Linked DNA regions of Mus musculus: region 2 is linked to region 1. Evidence: chromatin contacts called from ENCODE Hi-C or POLR2A ChIA-PET data. All regions are on one chromosome and are shown on one strand. Each heading gives the region's core, a stretch centred on a gene start or an enhancer-like site at or near the end of the contact. The rest is flanking DNA. Distances are from core to core; before and after follow the strand shown. Region 1 holds the start of Cux1 (cut-like homeobox 1). Region 2 overlaps Cux1 (cut-like homeobox 1).

Region 1 (3,530 bases), core at 502-3,001:
TCGCGAAAAAGAGTGAGGGGCTGGAGTGATGCAAGCTATCGGTCACCGAGGGGGGAGCCCTGGAAGTCCCTGAGACACGCAGCTAAGTCTGGCTGCACCGATCGGTGACCCCGGAGGAAAAGCGCTCCGAGACCGGGTCACGCAGCGGCCTGCGCTCGGTGGAAAGTTGCAGCCTTTCTCCCGCACCTTTTCCCTTCTCCCGGGCCGATCCCGCACTCTGCGCGACCCACCGGTGTCCCCCCGCAAGCCAAGTTTTTCCCTTCCAAAGCTTCCCCCACAACCCCTTCCCGGGGAAGTCCCCGGGCGCAAAAAAGGGGGACAGATCCAGCTCCGCAGTCACTTTCACGCAGAAGACACACAAAAGAGCGCGGGGCTTGCGGGTTGGCCCCGGGACGTAAACAAACGGGGTGGGGGAGGGACCCGCCACACCGGGTAGCCGGTGCCCTGGCCGGGGCGACACCGGTTGACAATCCCTTACGGGAGTAGTGGAAAGAGGAATGGTGGCAGCTGGGCCCAAGGGGAACGATCAAGGAGCAGCCAGGAGCTCCAAGCCACCCGCCGTCTTCACGACAAGGGGCCACCCGCCAGCCTGGCCGTCGCCGCCACCGCCGCCAGCCGCCGGTGGCCGATCTGACCCTCCCCCGGAGCCGGCGGCACCACAGCGCCACCAGCTCCAGCTCCGCCGCGCCGGCGGGGCAGTGGCGGCGGCGGCGGCGGCGGTCCGCGACTCTCTCCTCCAGGAGACAGAGGAAAGAGAGAGAGAGAGAGAGACAGGCGCTTCACCCCCCACCAGCAACTCCCCACAAACTTTCCCCGGGAATACGACGGGGCTGAGCCGGGGGGAAGGAAGGACGTGACTGGCGCGAGGGGGACTAGCGTCCCGCAGCTCCCCTTCTTTGCAGCCCTGCCACCCCTCCAGAGCCACCCCGTGGCGCGTCCCCCTCTTTAGCGCGCGCGAGTTCCCACTGAGCCCCCGTGGGGGGGGGGGACCGCCGCTCCCCCCTCCTCTCCACCAGGGTCCCGCGACAACGACAGCGCGCGGGGTAGGCGGCGGCGGCGGAGAGGACGATGAGGATGATGATGGCGATGATGGTGGGGAGGAAGACACCCTCCGGGGTTGAAGGGGGCAGACACCGGGGGGCAAAGATGTTGGTGGCGGCTGGCGGCTCCGGCGCCATCTTGGGCTGATCGATGAATTGAACAAAGAGGATCAATTTCTGATCAAGCCGAGTGATCAATGAGAGCCGGGGAGCCCGAGGGACTCGCCGCCGACTCGGCCCCGCTCTTCTCCCGGCACCCCCCTCCTGCTTTCCCCCGTCGCCTCAGCACCCCCGCCAGGGCCCTGGCAGCCCGGAGTGTCACCCTCCTTCCTGAGGGAGGCCGCGACCGCCCGCAGCCCTCACCCCCCGGGCGCGAGGCCGAGCGCCGAGAAGCCTGACCTGCAGCTGCTGTAAATCAAAGCGCTTCCAATATTGAAACATCGATCCCACATTGGCCGCCATCTTGAGACATATTGAGACGGAGTGAGAGGCTGATAGAGAGGGGGCTGGAGTTCAGGAGCCGCCAGGAGGCAGCAGGCGGGCGGGCGCCAAAACCCGGCCTGGAGCCGGCCGCCGCCTCAGCCACCGCGGACGCGGACTCCTTCCTCCTCACGGCGCCGCCGCCGCTGCCGCCGCCGCCGCCGCCACCGCCTCAGCCATGGAGTCCGAAGCCTGAGGGAAACGCGGCGGCGGCGGCGGCGGCAGCCTTGACGCGCGCGCGCCGCGCTCTCTCTCCACAGCCCGAGCGCGGGCATCCGGGGCCCTCGCGACCCCTCACCCTTTTTCCCGCGCGCCCCGCCACAAGCCCCCCTCCCAGGCCGCGCTGCGACCCTACGGCGGCCCGGCCTCGAGGGGGCGCTGCGGGGTCTCCTCCGGACCCCGCAGCTCACCTAAAGGGCGCCCTCCCTCCCCAACACCCCCGCCCCCGGGAAGGTCGCGGTCGCCGGTGGCCAGCGCTTTAGGATAAGGTGCCCCTCGCTCTGCGCGCCTGAGGACAGTGGGCTGCGCTGCGGCAGCGGGGCGCGGGCGCTGCGCTCTTTCGCACGGTGCGCGCGGTGGAGCGAGCGGAGCCCACCTGCACAGCCGGCGGTCGGGACCCCACCGGCCAGCCCGCGCGCCGGGGCTGCGGGTGACCTCACTCCGCTCCCCTATGCGCTCCAGCTGGGGGACCTCCAGACCACAGCGGTCGTGAACAGTGTTTCATATTCAAGGAAGTGCAATTGTGTCGTGGTAAAGGGGGCGGAGGGGGTTGACCACCAAGCCTTGGAGCCTGCGGCTGCTGCCGCCGCGACTCCCATTCACGTCCTACACATTCCGTTGCAATCCCCAACTTGCACCGGGACACATCAGCGAGTGGCGACGGCCTCCCCACCCTTCAGAGCCGCTCCAGCGTCCGCCAGGACTGGGGCAAGTCTTGGAGCACAACTCTGTCCCAACCATGCTTCTGCGACACAACCCCAGAAACTTCCTCTGGGGTTCACACAACTCCGCGCCTCCGTCTTTGCAGGCAGAAAGTTTGAGAGCGTGCAGTGCACTTGAAACTGAGCGCTCGTTCCTAAGTTTTGAAGAAGAAAAAAAAAAAAAAACAAAAACGCTCACATTTAAACCGGGAGTGGGGGGAAGGAAGTTCTCTTTACATTTCCTTCTAGACCCAAAGCACGCGTTTCAGGATCGTCATCTTTAATGGATTTATTCACACCAGAGAGTTTGCGTTTACAGTAGGAACACAGTGTTTTCACTTTGCTGCACTTCGGTGAACGTGTAATTAGTTAAGACAAATCCCTAAATTCCTTAATCTTGAAAATTATATGTAAATAACGTCTGTATGGAACACCAAACATGACAGTAGAAAATAATTGCTCTCTGAGCCAAGTTTGAGGGCTTAGCGTTATTCGGTTGCGGTGAGATCGATATTTTTGGAGAACGAGGTTGGAAATGAAAGTCCCCCCGAGATTTAAAGAATACAAGTGTTCCCGGGTCTTGCAACTGCACCCAAAAGCCTCTGTGTCCATGCAGCGGTCGGGACCGGGCTGCACTCCCAAGTCGCAGCCTTTGAGGGGCAGAAGCCACCCGAAGCAGGTGCGTGGGAGCGCGCGGGCGTCAGGAGGCGCAGAGCCAACCTCAAGTCTGGATGCCGTGACGCGGCGCCAGGCGGGACACTGCGGACCTCGGGTGACCGCGAGCTGCAAGGGAGTCAGGCGCCGGAGCCGGAACGCGCGGGCGCCCGTGCTGCAGCTCCATTCGCACCGCCCAGTAGAGGGCAGCGGCTCCCCGACACTCGGGTCCTCAGGGTACCCCCCCCCCCCACACACACACACACACACACACACACCACTGCCCCAATGCTCGTGCCCACCCCAGCTCCTCGTACTTGGCCACACCCTGACCGAGATCCAGGCGGGAAGCAATTCCTTTGCCACCTAAAGCTTCCTAGAGCTTACCCGTTTCTCCCTATCTTGCATTTTAAAGGCCATCTACGTTTGTGCGGTG
Region 2 (3,227 bases), core at 692-3,191, 67 kb before region 1:
GGAGTTAAAGCTCTGTAGCTAAGCACTTGCTGCATGCGCCCAAGGCCCTGGGCTTGCTCTCCAGCACTGCAAAAAAAAGCAAAATGAGAAAAAATCTAAACACTCCAAAGAGTTGCAGGAGAGTTGGGTGCTTAAGAGACGGGATTGTGAAAGTTAAGAGCCATCGCAGTTACAGGTGAAGTGCTAATAACTTCATTTTGAAACTGTTGGGTTGGATGTGTGTGTGTGTGTTTTTTTTAAATCACAGCTGTGCCTTGCACCACAACCCTACCTGTAGCTGTGTTCCCTTCTCACATTTTAATTAGCAAATAAAAGCTCTGAAAGGCTCTCAAGATGTTTCTGCCTGGAGTTATAAGTCAAAGTGAAAAAGACACTAAGCTGTTCCCCGGAAAAGCCAAACTCAGAGCAGACATCTATCAACTGCTTGCCTGAGTTCATGGGGAACTTGGATTTAGTTCAGGACTGCCACCTCTGAACCAGCTGAGCCATCCTTGACTTTACTTTTGTGGTTAATTTTTGAGATTTTCAGGGCCTGGTGCCTAAAGCAGAGTAGTTTTAAGGGCCATTTTAATTCACAGTGAGAATGGCCTCCAGCCCTCTTCAAACCTGGAAGTGCTGCTACCTATCTACTCACACTAGTCCCTAGGACAGGAACTCTATTTATCCGCTGTACCCCAGCTTGTCCAAAAGTTGGCGGGTCCCCTAGCTACAGTCACACAAAGCTAGCTAATGAGTCACTGCTACTGTCTGGAGTTGCCTAAAGGATGGAGACAGACAATTAACAAGCACAATTACCACAAACTCTTGCTGCCACATAGTGTGTGTGAGGAGGAGGGGGGCTATTCTGATACTAATTCAGTCATAGCCAGTCCTGTTCCCATCAGAAGTGACCCCACATCCTAGGTGTCTCTTCTGTACCCCCATCACCAATCAAAACTCCTTGGGGCAGGAAATTACACTCACTGCAATTTGTTCCTTGGGTTATGGCTATGGCTTGGTTGGTAGAGTGTTCCCATGAAACCCTGAGTGCATTCCCAGGACTTCATAAACCAGGTGTGGTCATGCATTCCCAAAATCACCACACTGGGGAAGTGGAGACAGAAGGATCAGGAGTTAAGACATCCTGAGCATGGTGAGTTGGAAGCCATCTTGGGCTACATGAGACCCTGCCTCAGAAGAAATAAAGGAACAAACCACAAAAAGACTTTCAGGAGAAGGTGACTGCAGACTTGTTCCCAGCAGACCCCATTCCTAAGCGCTCTGTCTGCTAGCAGGTTTCTCCAGAGCTCCCTGTGCGGCTGCATAGCACTTACAGCATGCACTTGCCAACAGCAATATCATGGTCTGTGTGGTGGGAAGGTCTGAACTGGGGTGTCTAATGGGATTGGGATAAGTCTGTCTTAACCCTACAAACAGGAAGAGGCCGTTGCTGTCTCAGAGGCAGCTGCATCAAGGTTACAGAGATGTATGGACATGAAAGGGGACTGCATGAATTCAGAGCATCACTCTGGAGGAACAGCCTTGGGTCCATGACGCGGGGAGCCTACTTTCCTCCCTCCTGGCTCAGGAGCAGATTTATTTATAGACTGGGCTCCTAGCAGGGAATGTAAAGAAAGGAAATAGAGGTCCTCAAAACTGCCCTGGCCCTCAGGGCACTCACAAGGCCTACACGGCTTGGACCTCTTCCAGGAAGAGCAGGTATCAGGACCAGCTGTGAGTATGGACAGAGGGCTTCCCCTGCAAGCAGAGTCGGAGAAAGTGCTTCCTGCCAAGGATCAGGAAGATACAAAGGTAGCAAAGGAAGCAGGGAGGCTACATGCAGCCCCAAGAACAGGAAAGAGGGAAGATTCCAGAAGGCAGGGGGAATAAAAATAGCTGCTGTCAGTTTACTGAGTCATCTTTTATGTCCCTTGTGGTTTTTAATCCCCGTGACAACCTAACACAGTGCTCTCTGCCTGCTGTACTGTCAGGCACCCTGACATTCACAGGTACAGCCAGCTGGCCAGACGCAGCCCAGCAGGACCTCACCAGCAGAGAGGCCACCACTTCCACAGAGCTTGGCCCCAAATTGCAGGGCCCTCCTATTTTAAAGTCCGGGGGCTGTATCTGTCCTGTGATGAGGTCTGTCTTTGTGTCCCCAGCTTTCTCTCTGGGTTTCCCTACTAGTCCCTCCCACCAGGGGGACTGCCAGAGCCAGGTCTGCTTTTTGTTTGTTTGTTTGTTTGTTTGTTTGTTTCAAATGTAGAAAATACTCCAATTTATTCACGAAAACATTAGAATTATTTATCACGATTCACTCATCCATACCCATCTTCCCTGGTCTGCTTTAAACAGGGTAAAGCACCATCTTCACTAGTGAGCTCCTAGGTCACAGTTGCTGAGAAAGGGAGGGGGAAACACACCTGTGACCACAAAGCTTGGAAAGCAGAGGCAGGAGGATTGTGAATCCATGATCAACTGGGGTTACATTGAGAGACCTTGTCTGAAGAAACAACCAATAAAGAGCTAGCTATGATGGAGCACACCTGTGATCCCAGCTCTTTGGAGGTGGCGGCAAATGGGCCAAGAGTTTAAGTCAGCTTCAGGTACACTGAGTTCAAAGCCTACCTAGGCTACATAAGACCATGTTTCAAAAACAAACAAGAATGGTTTAAGAGATAAAATAAAACAAACAAACAAACAAACAAGAAAACCCACAAGAATAGAGGGAAGAAAGCTGCAGCTCAACAATGAGCCCACAGGGTGGGGGAGGCTGGGGGGGGGGGGAGGCTAGAAGGGAATGGGATGTATACTTTTAACTGTGTGTGTGTGTGTGCATGGATGTGCACATGTGCAAGGCACTGAGGGTTTATTATTCTATTACTTACCACCCTGTCATTTATTGACTTATTTTTAAGTTATTACTTTGTGTGTGTGCATGTGTGTGAGCATACACAGGACACGCATACACAGGACACATGTGTGCATGTGTGTGAGCATACACAGGACACATGTGTGCATGTGTGTGAGCACACACAGGACACGCATAAGAAAGTCAGAAGACCTGGAAGGCTTGGGTTCTGCCTTTCCATCACTTGAGCCCCAGAGACGGAACTCAGATCATCCAGCTTGGCATTAAGTACCTTTACTGCTGAAATATCTTGCAAGCCTTCCATGTGGCTTTTTGAAAGGCGCTCTCTCTCTCTCTCCCTCTCTCTCTCTCCCTCTCTCTCTCTCTCTCTCTCTCT

The links. Hi-C counts contacts between places; a loop is a spot of excess contacts on that map. ChIA-PET counts read pairs that join two places held with the same protein, here RNA polymerase II (POLR2A).
Region 2: a loop to region 1 is called in a map of T-helper 17 cell, with 2.2 times the contacts of the local background. The contact joins the enhancer-like site here to the promoter of Cux1 in region 1. A Hi-C loop is called at or near these places in 6 of 37 maps with a recorded cell type or tissue (T-helper 17 cell, left cerebral cortex and regulatory T cell). POLR2A ChIA-PET finds 5 or more read pairs at or near these places in 2 of 5 experiments (Patski and embryonic stem cell).

Annotation. Positions count from the first base shown.
Region 1 is chr5:136,565,739-136,569,268 of GRCm38, forward strand. It overlaps Cux1 (cut-like homeobox 1), which reads right to left and starts at 1,752. Exons shown (of 23, transcript NM_001291234.1): 1 at 1,440-1,752. The coding sequence starts at 1,502.
Region 2 is chr5:136,498,795-136,502,021 of GRCm38, forward strand. All of the region lies in intron 1 of Cux1 (cut-like homeobox 1), which reads right to left. Among named protein-coding and RNA genes, the nearest start is that of Cux1, 67 kb to the right of the region's middle. Within about 2 kb of position 1,942, at least 1 of the 3 ENCODE cell types and tissues checked has a DNase peak (open chromatin) inside an H3K27ac peak, as active enhancers do.